Regions from separate parts of the Homo sapiens genome. Here region 1 is linked to region 2. Evidence: read pairs that join two places in POLR2A ChIA-PET (ENCODE). Cell type or tissue: OCI-LY7. All regions are shown on one strand. Links, peaks and the distances in the headings refer to the core of each region. The heading gives the core; the rest is flanking DNA.

Region 1 (9,744 bases), core at 2,593-5,092, 76 kb before region 2:
TGTTACTCCCTGAGGGTTCCAGTGGGACAGGAGAAAAGAAAATCTACTTTTCCTGTTTAACCCCTGAGAAAAGAACGTAAAAAACTACGTTCTTGGTTAGGGATTTAACACATCCAGTGTCGGGAAGCTCTGTCGGGTATAACGGCAGGTTGGTCTGTACAAAGCATTTAGTGAAAGAACCAAAGTGTTGGAGAAGAAACTCAGTCTGCATCTCTGCTCTGCCCTCTGCCCTTGGCCTGCTGGGTGAGTGGTCTTTTTTTATTTTTATTTTTATTTTTTTGAGACGGAGTTTTGCTCTGTTGCCCAGGCTGGAGTGCAATGGCGTGATCTCGGCTCACTGCAACCTCCGCCTCCGGAGTTCAAGAGATTCTCCTGCCTCAGCCTCTAGAGTAGCTGGGATTACAGGCATGTGCCACCACACCGGGCTAATTTTGTATTTTTAGTAGAGGCAGGGTTTCACCATGTTGGCCAGGCTGGTCTCGAACTCCTGACCTCAGATGATCTGCCCGCCTTGGCCTTCCAAAGTGCTGGGATTATAGGCGTGAACCACCAAGCCCGCCCCTGCTGGGTGATCTTAGACAAGCGACTTCATGCTAATTTTGAATGCTCACTTCTCCTTCATTTATTTTATTATTATTATTATTATTATTATTATTATTATTATTATTATTATTTTCTGTAGAGACAGGGTCTCACTGAGGCTGGTCTCAAACTCCTGGCCTCAAACCATCCTCCTGCTTCAGCCTCCCAATGTGGTGGAGTTCCAGGCATGAGCCACTGTGCTCGGCCCCTCGTTTCTCCTTCCACCTGTTTCGTTGCTTATAAAATTCTTCTCTACTCCAATCCTCCTTTCAAGAGCCTGCTCATTTCATACCTCTTCCATGATATTTTTCCAGATCTCTGCAGCTCAAACTCATCTCTTGGATCCCATATTTGACTCAGCCCAGCCTGCTTTGTTGTGGAGTTATTTTTGAAAGGAAGCATTTGTTGAGTGTCTACTCTGGATTCAGACCTGGGATTCATTTATTTTTTTGAGACAGAGTCTCGCTGTGTCACCCAGACTGGAGTGCAGTGGTATGATCATGGCTCACTGCAACCTCCACCTCACAGGTTCAGGCGATTCTCTTGCCTCAGCCTCCTGAGCAGCTGGGATTACAGGCGCACCCCACCACACCTGGCTAATTTTTGTATTTTTAGTAGAGACGGGGTTTCATCATGTTGGCCAGGCTGGTCTCGAACTCCTGGCCTCAAGTGATCCACCCGCCTTGGCCTCCCAAAGTGCTAGGATTACGGGCATAAGCTACCACACCCAGCCCAGACCTGTGATTACTAAATTTTACTTACTAAGTTTTGAGGTCCTACTGGTATTCTTCTTCTCTCCCCTTCTCTATCTTTGCCACAGGTGTACCACTGAATTTGCTAGTGCTAAAATGCACAAAAGAGGCATCCCCACAATGACCGCAGACTACAGTGTGACGGGTATGACTGTCAGAAGACCAGCAAGACAAGCAGCAAACTGAGAAACCCGAGGGTGTGTACCCTGGCCAGGGGGCAGTGACTGCCATGCAGCTGAGGCCTGTTGGGGGACTTGGGAAACAAACGTGGCTCCAGCAGGGCCAGGGAACATACTTTTGGAACTGTTTTGTATAATTGGTAGCATCTATGCCCAGATGGTAACCTAGGGCTTTGCATGTGTCTATATTATAGAAAGCGTTATCACACATGCCCTAAAATGGATGTGAATTGCAGGAGACTTCAAAGTGCACGCATCTCTGTGGCTAGAAAGTAGAGATGGCATCTAGGCGTGGTGGCTCACGCCTGTAATCCCAGAACTTTGGGAGGCCGAGGTGGGTGGATCACTTGAGGTCAAGAGTTTGAGACCAGTCTGGCCAACATGGTGAAACCCAGTCTCTACTAGAAATACAAAAAATTAGCCGGGCATGGTGGTGGGTGCCTATAATTTCAGCTACTCAGGAGGCTGAGGCAGGAGAAGCTTGAACCTAGGAGGCAGAGGTTGCAGTGAGCCGAGATCGTGCTGCTGTACTCCAGCCTGGGTGACAGAGCAAGGCTCTGTCTCAGAAAAAAAAAAAAAAAAAAAAAAGAAAGAAAGAAAGTGGAAATGGGATAGCATGGCACCTGGCAAAGAGAAGCTTCAGGAAACCCCTGTCCACGTTTCCGTTCATTTCCTTCATTCTGCTTCATTACTGTTGAAGTTTCCTTCCAAGTAGAGGGACCTCCACTGTTCTAACTGCTGGCCTCCCTCTGCCTCTGTTTTGATCTGATTGCTAAATTTGGAATGAAGAAACTGGCTGTGCAGCTCCTGGACTTTCTTTTTTTGAGACAGGGTCTGGCTCTATCACCCAGACTGGAGTGCAGTGGTGTGATCTCGGCTCACTGCAACCTCCGCCTTCTGGCCTCAAGTGATCCTCCCACCTCAGCCTCCTGAGTAGCTGGGGCTGTAGGTGCGTGTTACCACGCCTGGCTAATCCTGGATTTTGTCCTTGCGGGAGGTAGCTGGAACACGGGGAGGCCTGTGCGGGGCCAGGGCTGCCATTGTGGGGAAGTTTGCCTGAGTCTAGGGTCCACGTAGCAGGTGCGCTCAGTTCTCACAATGAGCAGCATCTTGTGACTTTGCCTCTATGGGCAATAAAGGTGTGATTTGGACTCTGACCTAATATTTTAGTTTCCCAATTTGTTCAGAGCCTGGGTGGTTTACTGGGCCCCTTTAGGAACTCCAGTGGACCTTATGGGGGAGGGAGGGCCCGGTGAGAGACACAACTTCCCCTCCAGCCTGACTGTGACTTTGTGCTGCCCATGACTGTGTCATGTGCACAGCTGGGAGGGCCCCACTGCCATCGGCTAGACCTACGTAGGGTGACCTTGGTTGAACCAGGAGCACCTACCCCAATGTTATCGTGCCCTAGGGACAATGGGAAGCAGCACCTGAGATGGTCAATGGCAAGGCACTAGCTTAGGGATCTCCATCAGGGCCCTGGAATTCTTGGTTTCTAGCAGCAGAGAGTATGGTTATAGCTATGATCAGCAACTCAGGATCCTTCAGTGGGTTTCCTCCATCTACTCCAAACACTTCATCCCAGTGCACTTTGTTCTACCAAGACAGCACTGGGGCCTGACCTCCTTAGCCCCTCTGAGTTCTATATTTTTCATCTGTAGAATGAAGAGAACTGGCTGGGTGCGGTGGCTCATGCCTGTAATCCCAGCACTTTGGGAGGCCGAGGCAGGCGGATCACTTGAGGTCAGGAGTTCGAGACCAGCCTGGCCAATATGATGAAACCCGTCTCTACTAAAAATACAAAAATTAGCCAGGCGTGGTGGTGCACACCTGTAGTCTCAGCCACTCAGGAGGCTGAGGCAGGAGAGTCGCTTGAACCTGGGAGAAGGAGGCTGCAGTGAGCCGAGATCGTGCCACTGCACTCCAACCTGGGCGACAGAGCAAGGCTCCGTCTCAAACAACAACAACAACAAAAAAGGAATGACAAGAATAAGGTATCTCATATACATTTGTGAGCTGTGAGGATTAAGTGATATAACTCGGTGAAATACTTAGCTCAGAATCTGAGATCTAGAAGATGCTCAATCTGTCTTCATTAACTCATGAACTTTCCCAAATGCAAAGGTCTTAAATGACTTCATTTATTTAATTACAGAACTAATCAAACTAATTTGGAAGATAACATGGCAGAAGACCCCGAGAAAGCACTGCAAAATCACTAAGAAATAAAAGTTCAGGCCAGGTGTGGTGGCTCATGTCTATAATCACAAGGCTTTGGGAGGTTGAGGTGGTAGGACTGCTTGAGGCCAGGAGTTTGAGACCAGCTTGGGCAACAGAGCGAGACCCCTGTCTCTATAAAAAATCAGCAGGCATGGTGGTGCATTGGCATCCTAGCTACTCAGGAGGCTGAGGTGGGAGGACTGCCTGAGCCCAGGAGTTCCAGCCTGCAGTAAGCTATGATTGCACCACTGCACTTTAGCCTGGGTGACAGAGCAAGCCCTTGTCTCTAAAAATAAATAAATATGAATATAACTATAAATATAGATATATATAAACTAAACCACAAAAGTTTCACTCCTTTTGAACCATGAATGCCTACACTCTCCCTTATTAAATGATGTAATCGAGAGGTGATTTTCTTTCTGGGTCATGGCAGATACCACCTGTTTCTAACTATGTGACAGTGACGGGAAGGGACGTGGCCTTACATCTCTGCAGTTAAAACCTCCAATAACACCTAAGGAACTGCCAGGCGTGGTGGCTCACGCCTGTAATCCCAGCACTTTGCGGGGCCGAGGTGGGCAGATCACCTGAGGTCAGGATGTTTGAGACAAGCCTGACCAACATAGTGAAACCCCGTCTCTACTAAAAATACAAAAATTAGCCGGGCTTGGTGGTGCATGCCTGTAATCCCAGCTACTTGGGAGGCTGACGCAGGAGAACTGCTTAAACCCAGGAGGCGGAGGTTGCAGTGAGCCGAGATTGCGCCAATGCACTCTAGCCTGGGCAACAAGATTGAAACTCCATCTCAAAAGAAAAGAAAAGAAAAGAAAAAAAAAACCCTAAGGGACCAAGGAACGGACCAATCACCGAGCTCCCAGCGCCCCACCTCCGGCCCCAGCCTCACCCCTGTGCGCCATGGCGGCCTCCGGACAGATCAGCCCCTTCCCCTGGGCCGACCGGCGCTCCCTGTGAGCCAGCCGTCGTACCTGTAGTTGTGGAACCAGTTGATGACGGTGCTGGTTTTCAGGTTGAGCTGGGTGGCGAGGTCTTCGATGGTTTTTGGTGACGGGTATGGCTTTTGCTGATACGCTCGTTTCAGCGCCTCCTTCTCCTCCGGAGCCAGCACCACCCGGGGTTTCTTCAGCTGGTGCTGGGGCTGGGGGCTGGCGCCCTGGCTGTACTCGGTGCCGACAGAGGGCGGTTCGCAGGGCTGGCTGTCACTGACTGAGCTGTGCCGCCGCTTCATGTAGGCTGCGGAGGAAGAGATGGCAGACTAAGGTCAGGCCCAGCTGGGACAGCAGCCCAAATCCCCAGTCCCGCTAGCGGGACGGCACAGTGCCGGCTTGCAGGACTTTGCATAGAGCATCTCAAAACACTAAGATGAGGCTGGGCATGGTGGCTCATGCCTGTAATCCAAGCACTTTGGGAGGCCGAGGCAGGCAGATCACTTGATGTCAGGAGTTCAAGACCAGCCTGGCCAATATGGTGAAACCCCGTCTCTACTAAAAGTACAAAAATCAGCTGGGCGTGGTGGTACGCACCTGTAATCCCAGCTACTAGGGAGGCTGAGGCAGAATTGCATGAACCTGGGAGGTGGAGGTTGCAGTGAGATGAGATGGTGCCACTGCACTCCAGCCTGAGTAACAGAGCAAGATTCCGTCTCAAACAAAACAAAACAAAACAAAACAAAAGAAACAACGCTAAGATGAGAGCCATTCTGTTACCAGCACATGCTCACCAAGGACCTGCTCTGACGGAATGTCAGGTCCTCACCTGTCCCTGCACAACTTAACAGTTTAGTAGGGGAGGCAGAGAAGTATCCAGAGAGATGTTCCCAGCAGAGTGAAAAGTGGGGTGGGGGTAAGTAAGTGCAAGAGACCATGGGGATACTGAGAAGAGTTCCTCGGCCAGGCCTGGGTGTGGGCGGCAAGCCACCCAGGTACCGAGGCAAGAGACCGAGGACACAAGCTGTTCTAGTATAATAAAATATAAAACAAGAATAGTTACACCAGATATAGATCTTAGATATGATTATATATGAATATCATTAATCATTAGTTTGTAGCAATTACTCTTTATTCCAATATTATAATAATCCTTGCTCTATAACCATAACCTAGGAAAAACCAGGCCATACAGAGATAGGAGATGAGGGGACACAGTGAGGAGTGACCAGAAGACAAGAGTGCGAGCCTTCTGTTATGCCCAGACAGGGCCACCAGAGGACTCCTTGGTCTAGAGGTAACGCCAGCGTCTGGGAAGACGCCCGTTGCCAGGCGGACCGTGGTCTAGCGGTAGCCTCAGTGTCAAGGAAAAACACAGGCTACTTAGCAGACCGGGAAAGGGAGTATCCCGGGAAAGGGAGTATCCCTTTCCCCGGGGGAGTTTAGAGAAGACTCTGCTCCTCCACCTCTTGTGGAGGGCCTGACATTGTCAGGCTTGCCCGCAGTTATCTGGAGGCCTAACCATCTCCCTGTGATGCTGTGCTTCAGTGGTCACGCTCCTAGTCTGCCTTCATGTTCCATCCTGTACACCTGGCTCTGCCTTCTAGATAGCAGTAGCAAATTAGTGAAAGTACTAAAAGTCTCTAATAATGGTGTAGGTTGTTTCTCTCTTTGTCTCCTCTCTCTCTCTGCCTCGGCTGCCAGGCAGGGAAGGGCCCCCTGTCCAGTGGACATGTGACCCACGTGGCCTTACCTATGATTGGAGATGGTTCACTCTCCTTATCCTGCCCCTTTGTCTTGTATCCAATAAATATCAGTGCAGCCTGGCATTTGGGGCCACTACCAGTCTCCACAACTTGGTGGTAGTGGTTCCCCGGGCCCAGCTGCCTTTTATCTCTTTGTCTTGTGTCTTTATTTCTATACTCTCTCGTCTCCACACACGGGGAGAGACCCACAGACCCTGTGGGGCTGGTCCCTACACCTGGGGAGGCAGAAGGGGAAGTTGCCTAGAAGAGATGATGTTTAAACTGAATCCTGAAGGACATCGCCGGGCGTGGTGGCTCTCGCCTATAATCTCTGCACTTTGGGAAGCTGAGATGGGAGGATTGCTCGAGCCTAGGAGTTTGAGACCAGCCTGGAGAACATAGAGAGACCCTGTCTCAAAAAAAATTTAAAAATTAGCCAGTGTGGTGGCGTGCACCTGTAGTCCCAGCTACTCGGGTAGCTGGGATGGGAGGATCACTTGAGCCCAGAACACCGAGGCTGCGTGCACCCGAGTAGCTGGGACGGGAGGATCACTTGAGCCCAGAACACCGAGGCTGCAGCAGTGAGCTATGATTGCATCACTGCCCTCCAGCCTGGGCAACAGAGACCCTGTCTCTAAAAAAATAAAATAAACAGCTTAGGCAAGGGATTTCCTTAATTAACTTGCCATTTTGTCATGAGAACTCAGAAGCAATTGAGAAGGTAAATCTTCCCCATAGAAAACCCAAACAGCGGAGTCAAAGCTGCTGGATCCAGAGAAAGGAGTTGGATTGTCCAACCGTGGGGACTCCCTCCAGTTCCCTCCTAGGGGACAGACGACTGACCAGGGGCTGGCAGGGGGCTGGAGAAGGCCTCTCTAGGGAGCAGCCTTTGTGGCCGGCACCCCCAGGAGTGAAGAGAAGGCCATCGGACCACAGCGGCTTTGGATACTAGGGCACCTTTGGAAAGGTCTGGGCCCCGCAGAAACAGTAATTCATTTGTAACACAAGAGGGCGCCCCGAGCCTGTGCCGAGGGAAAGATGGGAGGCCTGGGAAGCCCTGGAGATGTATTTGCGGGGACTAAGGTCCTTTCCTAAGGGCCCCAGGGTGAGAAACACAGCAGGGAGTTGGGTTGTCAGGGCCTCCTCCCTCCTAAGGGCTGAGGGCTGCCTCCTGGCTAGTGCAGGAAGCTTCACGCTGCTCGGGTGAGGGGATCACGGGAAACTCTGCACAGATCTATTGGGTTCATGACAGCATTTTCTCTACTTTTGTTTATGTTGGAGATTTCCCATAATAAGACATTGAAAAGGCCGGGCGCAGTGGCTCATGCCTGTAATCCCAGCGCTTTGGGAGGCCGAGATGGGAGGACTGCTTGAGGCCAGGAGTTCAAGATCAGCCTGGGCAATATAGCGAGACTTTAAAAAACAAAAAACAAAAAACAAAACGAAAAATAAGTTGAAAACTTTTAGGGGGGCAATGTGGCACCAGGCCTCTGCAGCTTACAGCGCTGCCTGGGGCTGCCCAAGAGGCATGGCCTACCTCAGACCCTTAGACTACAGGCCCAAGGGCAGGCCAGAGCTCGCTAGAGGGGCCCTGAATGGGGCAGAGGCCACCACCTGGGCAGGTCATCAGTGGGCAGCAGCAGTGCCCCTGGGTCATCCCAGGGGGGCAGCTCGCAGCACAGAGGCAGCGGATGTATATTTAAGAGCATCTGCTTTGAAATCTGACAGCCCTGAGTATGAATTCCCGTTCCCTACTGATAGGAGCTATTGAAATCTGCTAGGCTGCATGAAGCACCGAGGTTCGTATTTCCTGGATAAGGACATCTAAGCAGAGTCGTGTGGATGAACAGCAGTCTTAGCGCAGTGCCTGGCAAACAGGGCAGTTCTCAGAAAATAGAAGCCTCTATTATTATAAAGGAACCCCCATAGGGTTCCTGGAGGAGGCACCAGACACTCTCTCTCCTTCAGCAGTCCTTTCCCGGGTTGGGTGAGAACGGCGATGCTTGGCTGGAATTTCTGGGTGAATTAAGAACTGACAGGCCTGGGTTCCATACCCACCCCTGGCTCAGATGTTGTGTGCGCGTGTGTGTGTGTGTGTGTGTGGCGGGGACGGGGGTGGGGTGGGCTGGGGCAGAGCCACTCAAGGGCCTGGGATGCCCATTCTTTTTTTTTTTTTTTTTGAGATGGGGTCTCGCTGTGCCGCCCAGGCTGGAGTGCAGTGGTGTCATCTCTGCTCACTGCAACCTCCTCCTCCCAGGTTCAAGCGATTCTCCTGCCTCAGCCTCCCAAGTAGCTGGGATTACGGGCGTGCGCCACCATGCCTGGCTGATTTTTGTATTTTTCAGTAGAGATGGGGTTTCACTATGTTGCTGAGGCTGGTCTTGAACTCTGAACCTCAAGTGATCCACCTGCCTCGGACTCCCAAAGTGCTGGGATTACAGACATGAGCCACTGTGCCCGGCCCCTGGGATGCCCACTCTTAGTTAAGGTCCTCTGCGTTAGCTGATCAGGGAGGCTGCCGCTTCTTACGGTCAGACCGGCAGCAGCTGGTTCCCAGTCTCTGCCCCTAAGGGATGCAGTTCAGCCGCCCAGTGAGCTCCCAGCACCATAGGTGACCTGAGGACTGAGGGTGCTCGAGGGGCGGACTCACTGGCGAGGACCAGCGCTTAGAAACTGCAAACCAAGAGGCACAGCACACCTGGCTTTAGGCATTTTTCCTATGCTGTAGCCTACAGGCTGCAAGAAGAACATGAATCCACATTCGAGATGACATGTGGGTGCACGTGGGGTTATTCCTCTAGGGAGGCCAAATCCCCAGAGGCTGGGAAATAACAGCAAGAGAGAGATCTGTTGTGGCAGGAGTTTGCTTTGTCACTTTCCAGGCCGGGTGACCTTGGTGGAGGCACCGAACCTCTCTGAACCTCTGTTTCCTGATCTACAAAATGCATTTTTTTTTTTTGAGATAGGGTCATGGTCTGTCACCCAGGCTGGAGTGCGGTGGCTCAATCTCTGTTCACCGCCTGCAGGGTTCAAGCGATTCTTGTGCCTCAGCCTCCCAAGTAGTTGGGATTATAGAGGCGCACGCCACCAAGCTTGGCTATATTTTTTTTTTTTTTTTTTTTTTAGTAGTGAGGGGGTTTTGCCATGTTGGCCAGGCTGGTCTTGAACTCCTGACCTCAAGTGATCCGCCTGCCTCAGCCTCCCAAAGTGCTGAGATTACAGGCGTGAGCCGCCGTGCCCTGCCTACAAAATGCATTTCTTATTTCTCTCTCTGATAACAAAGGAAGGCCTCTAGCCACCTGGTACATGCTCAGTAAAT
Region 2 (9,744 bases), core at 4,715-7,214:
GCCTCCACCTTGGCCCTGGGTGGATGCCACGCTAGCCTCAGCCCACCCACGCACAGTTAGCAAAGCTCTTCCTTCGACTTTAACAAGCTCCGGCCCCCAATTGGTCAAAGCAAACCCCACCGAGAAAGCAGTACTAGTTAAAACGTGATTCCCAAAAAGAGATGCTGAAAACAAAAAGGAGCAAGCGGCTGTAACTCGAAGGTGCGGAGGCCAGGCGGGGACAGTCCCCCACGGGGCCGGGGCTACCCACCACGTCTGGTGCCTTCTGGATCTGTGAGGCCAGCTGGAGGGAGTGATTGGCCGATGAGAGCTGTTCCCTTAAGGTCTCCGCCTCTCTCTGAGCCACCTCTGCCCTCTGAAGGAAATGAAAAGGGGTGAAAGAGAAAGTACATTCAGTTTAACAACTGACAATTATTACAAGAACATTCATCAATTCATGCCTGACTGACTATAATTGATTTTCCTAAACACTCAACCTAATAAATGCTAGGAAAAAAAACACAGAATGTGATGGATTTTTATTTTAAACAGTACAAGGAAGAAATAATTGAGCGATTATGACAGTAATTTAACGCTAGGAGCAAAGGAATCCCCTGCTGATACTAATACTCCGGCCCACTGAATTTCCCAGACTGAATAAATACAAGTGGAAATCGAGTCTTTTGATTCAATTTCTTTCTATTCTCATAGACCAAGAAGATTTTATTGCGGGATTACTCCTGGGAGTAATTCTCACGGGTAAACAGTGAATTAAAGACACTTTGGCCATTCTCTTCCTAAAAACACGCACAAACAATGTTGTGGTTGTTTTTCTTCAGCAAGGATTTCCATAAACGTACAGGATGTAAATGCCACTGCTTTTGTAAAGGCCGGGCTTATTTCAACATATTTAACCCTTCACTGGACAAAGTGTTTTGAATGCTGATCCTGGCATTTTCAGCCAACCAGGCCAATCCGAGGACGTAGACAGGACAGCATAGACCAGTGCTGGGGGCTGCGGGACAAATGAGTGGACTTTTCCATCATTTGCCTGCAATTCCTGAACAAGGAAACAACCACCCCCAGAGAGCAGATGGGGATTTCCCACTGGATGACGAGGACAGGTCACCCCAGTGCCCACCACCCGACAGGGTGTCTGGGAAAAGACATACCATGGCAAGTTACCCAAACTCACTGAGCTGCTGCCTACCCGTCTGGAAAATGGGAACACGGTCCCTAGCCACGGAAGTGCCCAGGACACACAACTCAGGCAGAGGTCGTTTGTGAATGGCCTTGTGCCGGCTTAATACTTAGGACTGAGGCACAGTTCTAAGACAGGTGGGAGATGGTGGCGAATGACATGGGACACGTGGGCTGAGGTGAAAGTTCTGCTTCTTCCTCCCAGACTTACATTCCACTGCTAGAAACATTCAATCAGAAAAGCCTGGCCAAAGGCTGGGCATGGTGGCTCACACCTGTAATCCTGGCACTTTGGGAAGCCGAGGCGGGTGGATCATGTGAGGTCAGGGGTTCGAGACCAGCCTGGCCAACATGGTGAAACCATATCTCTACTAAAAATACAAAAAATTGGCTGGGTACGGTGGCTCACGCCTATAATCCCAGCACTTTGGGAGACTGAAGTGGGCAGATCACCTGAGGTCAGGAGTTCGAGACCAGCCTGACCAACGTGGAGAAACCTCGTCTCTACTAAAAACACAAAATGAGCTGGGCATGGTGGCACATGCCTGTAATCCCAGCTACTCGGGAGACTGAGGCAGAAGAATCGCTTGAACCCAGGAGGTAGAGGTTTGCGGTGAGCAGAGATCACGCCATTGCACTCCAGCCTGGGCAACAAGAGCAAAACCACATCTCAAAAAAAAAAAGAAAATAAAAGAAAAGAAAAGAAAATAAAAGAAAAGAAAAGAAAAGAAAAGAAAAGCCTGGCCAAGCAGCGTCTCCATCGTGTGTTTTATTTTGTGGCATGGCAGCGTGTGGCTAACAATGGCTGAGAAAGGACTCAGAAAGACAAACAAGAAGTTGGCCTGTCCTGGAACTGGCTGATTAATCTAGTTCTAGGAGGAGTGGCTTTGGCAGCTTTAAGCAATTCTGTGGCAACAGCATTGAATCTATTTGCCCTGCATACAGACAAATTAGGATTTTTTTTTTTTTTTTTTTTTTGAGACAGAGCCTCGCTCTGTCGCCTAGGCTGGAGTGCAGTGGCATGATCTTGGCTCACTGCAGCCTCCACCTCCTGGGTTCAAGCGATTCTCCTGCCTCAGCCTCCTGAGTAGCTGGAATTACAGGTGCCCACCATGCCTGGCTAATTTTTGTGTTTTGAGTAGAGATGGGGTTTCACATGTTGGCCAGGCTGGTATCGAACTCCTGACCTCAGATGATCTGCCTGCCTCGGCCTCCCAAAGTGCTGGGATTACAGGCATGAGCCACCGCGCCCAGCCAATTTAGGATATTTCTAATGGCAGTTCCGTCCGCCCAGGGCGGTGCTGGTGGCCGCCTGCCTTGCCTCTCCAGGAGCTCTTGGAATTACATTCAGTTGAATTCATGTGGTGCCTGGGTGGGTGTGTCTAGGCCCAAGCAGGTCACCTCTGTCACTATCTCTCGTCCACACTGAATCTAGAACCAGCCATCAGGAAGGTGGCAAGGTGACCTGTATGTCCAGGACTGTAGAGGTGATTTCTGGTTCATGCTAATTAATCAACTGGTTTTTTTTTTTTTTTTAATTTCCTGAGATGGAATCTCATTCTGTCACCCAGGCTGGAGTGCAGTGGTGCAATCTCAGTTAACTGCAACCTCCGCCTCCCGGGTTCAAGCGATTCTCCTGCCTCAGCCTCCCGAGTAGCTAGGATTACAGACACACAATGCCACAACCGACTCATTTTTATATTTTTTGTAGAGACGGGGTTTTGCCACGCTGGCCAGGCTGGTCTTGAACTCCTGACCTCAGGTGATCCATGCCTTGGCCTCCCAAAGAGCTGGGATTACAGGTGTGAGCCACTGCATCCGACCTAATCAACTATTAAGACTACAGAAAAATGTCCTCTTCAACAAAAAAGATTTTTCCCAGTTTATTTCCAGATGTGTCATGCCAAGTGTTTCTGATGATCACGTCAAATCACTGAAGAGCTTACGCCTCCCTTGCTGGTCAGTTCAACTCTTGGGCAGAAAATATCTAAGACTCTGCCTGGAATAAGATGTATTTGGAGATATTTCTCCTGGTCTCTTGGGCTAGAAAACCTATTTCTTAGCCTAGTGGAGAAGCTGTTCTGGTGGCAGCCAAGGAGGTGGCCTCACCACCCTGACTTGTAACACTGGCTCTGAAGTGTTCTGGAACGGCCAGCGCTGGGGAAGTCCCGGGCATCTGGTTACAAGGTGTCCCCGGGAGCCTACATGGTCTCAAGCAGGCATTTAGCCGTTCAGAGCGGATACCATCTCATCACAGGGTGATGGTTCACAAAAGAAGGGATCTAGCTGTTGATGATTTCAATTTCTGATTGCATAATTTCTTTCTTTTTCTTTTCTTTTCTTTTTTTTTTTTTGATACAGAGTCTCACCCTGTTGCCCAGGCTGGAGTGCAGCGGTATGATTTTGGCTCACTGCAACCTCCACCTCCCAGGATGAAGTGATTCTCCCACCTCAGCCTCCTGAGTAGCTGGGATTACAGATGCCCGCCATCACGCCCAGCTAATTTTTGTATTTTTAGTAGAGACAGGGTTTCACCATGTTGGCCAGGCTGGTCTTGAACTCCTGACCTCAAGTAATCCACCTGCCTCGGCCTCCCAAAGTGCTGGGATTACAGGTGTGAGCCACCGCGCCCGGCCTGATTGCATAATTTCTGTGGAGCATTTGCACTTGCAATCAGTTTCCAAGTTCACGGACAGTCTCTCTGTGGCCCATCTGTTGGCGGTCACGGTGTCAGACTTCTATCACTTGTGGCTTGCCTTCGTTACTTTCACGCAACTTTCTGATCACATAGTTATTCAGGATTTCTGTCCTGAGGGCGTCGAAAAAAAATACAAAACTCACAAAATGAAGCGTTGAGGTGGTTTGTGTGGTGAGATCCACGAAACAGGAGAATTCAAACTAAAAACAGGCCTAATGGCAGTGAAAGGAAGGAACAGGGAAACAGACACTGATCTGGAGCTGGGATAAATTCATTTCAGGAGCTGAGAAGTAAGCGTAGCCCATCATTGGCAGCTGAGGCAGGAAGAAGGGGGCCCTGTCCCGGGTCGGCGTGTGGTGACACTGGTTTTGAGGCTCTGGCGTCTTCCTGAAGACCCCTGTTAAACCAGCTGTAGCTGTGTTTCTAGATCTGGAACCCCAGATCTAGCGGTGGCGGCCCTGAGACATCACTTCCCTGTGGTCACCGCCGGACTCCCGTCTCCTCCTGTGTCCCTGCAGAGACAGGGCCACTGGGAGCCCTCGTTCTACTTTTGTGTCTGCCCCACCATGAGAACGGCCCCTCGCCAAGCCTGAGCACTGTCCTGGGAGATCTTTCTTGCTCTTTCTTGTCTATTCTCTGTCATTTGCTGAGAAATCAGAGTTGATGCTAGAAACACAGGGGCGAGGAGGATACTGCTTGCATATCAGTGGTAACCCAGACCACGATGGCAGAAAACAGCCACCCGGCAAGGGGACTGGTGGCCACGGGGCTCACACAAGCCGATGCCCATCACCTGGCGATGGTGTCCAGGACATTGTCACGAAGGTCCCTGGCATGTGTGGCCCCAGGCACACCTCACATCCTCCTCATCTCAAAATGGAAGACCCTTTTGGGGGAAATTACTCTTAGCTGGCATCAGGTTAAACTCTGCCTCCCCTCAGCAGTCACCTGGGAGGTAGCAAGCAGCCAGCGACACCGTGTCTCAGGAATTCTTCCTGTTAGAGTCAAGCCAGCAAATACAGAGATGGTTTCCACCGTGAGACCCAGGGGAGCCTCGCTTCTCTGGGGAAGGTGAAGGAGGCTTTTCTGCTCCCTGGGCTGGTGTCATATTCCTCACTGGGTGATTTGGGGAAGGAGAGCCGGAACCAGGGGTCCACGAGGTCACCTCATCCTAGAAGAAGTTCCACGGGCCCCCCAACCCCTGCCCATCCCTCAAGGGTCCCTGAAAGGCCCCAGGAAGGATGGTAAGTAAATGCTTTTGCTGGGTGCTGTGGCTCACGCCTGTAATCCCAGCACTTTGGGAGGCTGAGGTGGGCAGATCACTTGAGGTCAGGGGTTTGAGACCAGCCTGGTCAACATGGTGAAATCCTGTCTCTACTAAAAATACAAAAATTAGCTGGGCGTGGGGGTGTGCACCTGTAGTCCCAGCTACTTGGGAGACTGAGACATGAGAATTGGCATGAGAATTGCTTGAATCTGGGAGGGGGAGGGTGCAGTGAGTCAAGATCACGCCACTGAACTCCAGCCTGGGTCACAGGGTGAGACTCCATCTCAAAAAAAAAAAAAAAAAAAAGCTTTCCCCTAACCGCAGTGCCCGATTGGGATGTGAATACAGGATGTAGACAGCTACTTCCAGGCCTCTAAAGTCTGAACAATTTGACTCATAAAACGTGGTAAGGCATCATGGGAAGGACACAGAGAGGGGTGGGCTTGCAGAGGATAAAGACAGGGCCTTGGGCCAGCTGCAGCCTGGTGGGGCGAAGGTGTGGGGAGAGGGCTGGGGGGTCTCATGTGCGACATGGCCCCAGACCTGTGGAGAGGTGGCTGTGGTTAGGAATTCTCTTGGGAGGCTCATTTTCTTCTCCCTCTGGAACCAACAAGAGAGAACCCTCACCGTCTCCCCTTTAAGGGCAGACTCCTTCCCCCACCCTGCCAGTTTACACTTTCAGAGTGTGGCCTTTGAAGTCCCTGGTTTTATATGGCGGGGGAGGGGGGTTTTCTCTGATCCAATCTTCCACCCCCTTCTTGGCCCCAGGTTTTGTCTCTTGTTCTCTGCTTGCATGGCCATTAAAACTCAGGCTTGAGGACACCAGAGATGAGCAAGTCCCCCGAGGAACAAAGTAGACCCAGGAGCTGATGATGGGCTAAGGCCCTGCTGCCCTACCCGCAGCATGCAATTACAGTGAACATCTCGACTCCCAGAGGTAACTCCATGTCACTGACTCTGCAGGAAGGAGGTCGGGAACAGCTACCACAGCTGGAGACCAAATGCTGACCACCACGTGTCCCACGCTGATGCTGCACCAGTGGCCAAGGCCTCCATGGAGACCCACTCTCCGTGGTGAGGGTCAGCTGTGGTTTCCAACCCCTAACCTCAACCTGGAGAGTCCTCCACTAGGGCAGTCTTGTGACATAAACACCAGGCAGGTGAACAGGAAGAGGGCAGCTCACTTCAATGACTCCCTCCCAGCCCCACTGTGGGCTAGGAGAACATGCCACTGCGCTCCAGCCTGTGCGTCAAAGCCCATATTCATTCAATACATCTTTTTGAGCACGGACTCTGAGCAGGCCTCGTAGGTAGTAAAGAAATGCTGGCTTCAAAGCCGGGCGCAGTAGCTCATGCCTGTAGTCCCAGTACTTTGGTAGGCCAAGGCGAGAGGATAGCTTGAGCCCAGGAGTTTGAGACCCACCAGCAACTCGGATCACCACTGCTCAGAAAGGAGGCCCCGGAGGGGTGGTGGGCGGGCCACTTTTTTTCACCACAAAAAGGCTGTGAATTGCTGAAAGCCCCCGGACGGGACGGGGTTTCACATGCAGTTCAAAGTGTAAAGCTGTGGCTTCTTATTGACCATGAAGTCTCAAGAGATCTGATCCTTTACTGTCACCAATTGGGACAGTGAGTATTTATGCCAGTGCCCTGATGTTCAACAAACAGGTGTGAATGAGGCTCGGACATAACTGACAGGTGCCGACCCCTCTGCTACTTCTCCATAACAGGAGCACAGTGGTTGAGCAATAAACGAGCACTTCAGGTCTCCGTAGAACATTCTAACTACACACCCAGGGAAAACGAATGTTGTATGCCAGTGAGCTAGTAAATTGCTCCTCCTGGGGGGTTTCCTGATGGGAAAGGTGTTGGTCCAGATGCCTGCCACCTGCACCAGTGTTGGACTGTGTCTGCGCCCTCCTCTTCCTGCCCAGCCCGCCTCCAGCTCACCTCCGCAGGGATGGCCTCAGCTCAGGCCCATGCCATCTCTCCCCATACTTACACAATAGCCTCCCACAGCTCTCCTGGCTTCTGGTCTTTCCACTCCCATCTGTTCTCCAATGTATAGCCAGAGAGATCCTTCTAGAACTCAAACCTGATGTCTCAATCCCGCCTACGATTCTTCACTGCTCCCAGGATGAATCCTTCATACTCAGACCCTCCCACAGGCCTGGCCAGGTCCCGTCCTACCAGCCCACTCTCTGACCCGCATCTCTGGTGTTGGTTTTGAACTCTCGGGCCCAAGAGATCCTCCCATCTCAGCCTCCTGGGTTAGCTGGGACCACAGGTGCACACCACCACACCTGGCTATTTTTTTTTTTTTAAACTTTTTTGTAGAGAAAAAAGTCTCACTATGTTGCCCAGGCTGGTCTCAAACTCATGGGCTCAAGTGATGCTCCTGCCTCGGCCTCTCCAACTGCCGGTACTATAGGCACCGCCGCCACCATGCCTGGCTCTGGGCAGCTTTTCTCTTAGTTGATGGCCCAGGGCAACGTCCCCTTCTCTGGCTTTCCTTTAACCTTCCACTTCTTTTCCTGCTGGAAATATTCTCTCGATATTCCAAGGGCTTGCATCTTTCCTCCCTGGATGCTTCTCATGCCAATGGGTTCACCTGTAGCTTCACGAAATCCTAGACTTCAGGGTCAAAAGGGACCCTTTGAGCCTTCTTGTTCAATCCCTCCTTCGGTCCACTCTGTGCGTGATTCCCCATCTCATGCTCTCTGGGAGGGCTGGCCTGAATCTGCTTGCATAGCTCTGGTGACAGGGAGCTCACTCTCTCCAGAGCAAGCATCTTTCAGCGTGGCAACTCTGGAGAGCCAGACCACTGGGAATAAGCTTCCTGGCTGGGCATGGTGGCTGATGCCTGTAACCCCAGAACTTTGGGAGGCAGAGGTGGGTGGATCGTTTGAGCCCAGGAGTTCAAGAGCAGCCTGGGCAAACATGGCAAAACCCCGTCTCTACTAAAAACACAATAATTAGCTGGGTGTGGTGGCATGTGCCTGTAATCTCAGCACTTTGGGAGGCCGAGGTGGGCAGATCGCTTGAGCCCAGGAGTTATCTCTACTAAAAATAAGAAAATTAGCCATGCGTGGTGCCATATGCCTGTAGTCCCAGCTACTCGGGAGGCTGAGGCAGGAGAATCGCTTGAACCCAGGATGGGGAGCCATATGCCCGTAGTCCCAGCTACTCGGGAGGCTGTGGCAGGAGAATCGCTTGAACCCAGGATGGGGAGCCATATGCCCATAGTCCCAGCTATTTGGGAGGCTGAGGCAGGGGAATCACTTGAACCCAGGACGGGGAGGTTGCAGTGAGCTGAGATTGTGCCACTGCACTCCAGCCTGGGCAACAGAGCAAGACTGTCTCAGAAGCAAAAACAAAAAAGTTTCCTCTCGCCAGCCTCTATGCTTGGCTGGGGTCTACAGGGGTCTCTCAGAAAAAGCCTGGCTCCGTCCCCTGGCCTTTCTTTCTGGTCGGCTCTTGAGAACTACAAGGACAGAACCCACAAATGCCCCCATGACCCTTCCCCCTTATCTTTTCGCGTCCCAGATTCCTGAAATTATTCCTCTTGCTCCTGCTGTCCAGTGGTGCTGCCGTCTTTCCCTGCTACCCCAAGATTAGGAACGTCTCCGAACCCCCTAGTTCTTTTTATGTTAGAGCCCCTCCCTGTCCTGGCCATGGAGTCATCTCTGAATGCACTCCAAGGAGCTGTTTTCCTTATACTGTGGCTTCCAGTCTAAAATGGAATTTCCGGCTGGGCGCGGTGGCTCTTGCCTGTAACCCCAGCACTTAGGGAGGCCAAGGTGGGCAGATCACCTGAGGTCAGGAGTTCGAGACCAGCCTGGCCAACACGGTGAAACCCCGTCTCTACTAAAACTATAAAAATTAGCTGGGCATGGTGGGCGCCTATAATCCCAGCTACTTGGGAGGCTGAGGCAGGAGAATTGCCTGAACCCATGAGGTGGAGGATGCAGTGAGCTGAGATCGTGCCATTGCACTCCAGCCTAGATGACAAGAGTAAAATTCCATTTCAAAGAAGAAAAATAAATAAATTTAAAAAATGGAATTTCCTAGGCACGGACTCCTTGCTGCCAATGAGCAGAATCACCACCTCCTTCATTCTAGAAACTGTATTTCTATTAATGTAGCCGTATCAGGCTATAAACTCTGGCTGAGTTGTTGGTGAGAACTCACCTCTACCCCTCACCACCCTTTCCTGAAGGCAGGACTTTACAATTCCCCCAAAACCTGAGCTTCTTCAGCAGCTACGGAACTAACATTTATTTAGGCATCTACTTCTTTTATTTTTTTTGAGATAGGGTCTCACTCTGTCACCTAGGCTGGGGTGCAGTGGTGCAATCATAGCTCACTGCAACCTCTACCTCCTGGACTCAAGCGATCCTCCTGCCTCAGCCTCCCGAGTGGCTGGGACTACAGGCACACTGCCACGCCCAGCTAACTTTTGTATTTTTTATGGAGATGGGGGACTTGTTAAATTGCCCAGGCTGGTCTCAAACTCCTGACCTCAAGTGATCCGCCTGCCTCGGTCTCCCCAAGTGTTGGGATTATAGGTGTGAGCCACTGCGCCCGGCCACCATCTACT

The links. ChIA-PET counts read pairs that join two places held together with the same protein. Peaks named below come from ENCODE experiments on the same cell type or tissue, not always from the same donor. Only the 100,000 strongest peaks of a DNase experiment are listed, where the experiment ranks them.
Region 1: POLR2A ChIA-PET joins it to region 2 with 5 read pairs; 3 of 35 experiments call an interaction of 5 or more read pairs at or near these places.

The regions. Positions count from the first base shown.
Region 1 is chr7:102,234,563-102,244,306 of GRCh38, reverse strand. CUX1 (cut like homeobox 1) reads right to left here. Exons shown (of 24, transcript NM_181552.4): 23 at 4,723-4,987. LOC124901711 (a long non-coding RNA gene) reads left to right here. Exons shown (of 3, transcript XR_007060458.1): 2 at 1,403-1,531; 3 at 3,669-3,755. Among named protein-coding and RNA genes, the nearest start is that of SH2B2, 47 kb to the left of the region's middle. RefSeq lists a silencer at 4,177-4,246. In OCI-LY7, for the core only: no CTCF peak of the experiment used is centred there; a DNase peak (open chromatin) is centred at 4,036; H3K27ac peaks cover 768 bases.
Region 2 is chr7:102,161,057-102,170,800 of GRCh38, reverse strand. CUX1 (cut like homeobox 1) reads right to left here. Exons shown (of 24, transcript NM_181552.4): 10 at 251-355. Among named protein-coding and RNA genes, the nearest start is that of SH2B2, 120 kb to the left of the region's middle. RefSeq lists enhancers at 708-1,258, 1,259-1,810, 5,927-6,820, 6,821-7,716. In OCI-LY7, for the core only: no CTCF peak of the experiment used is centred there; no DNase peak of the experiment used is centred there.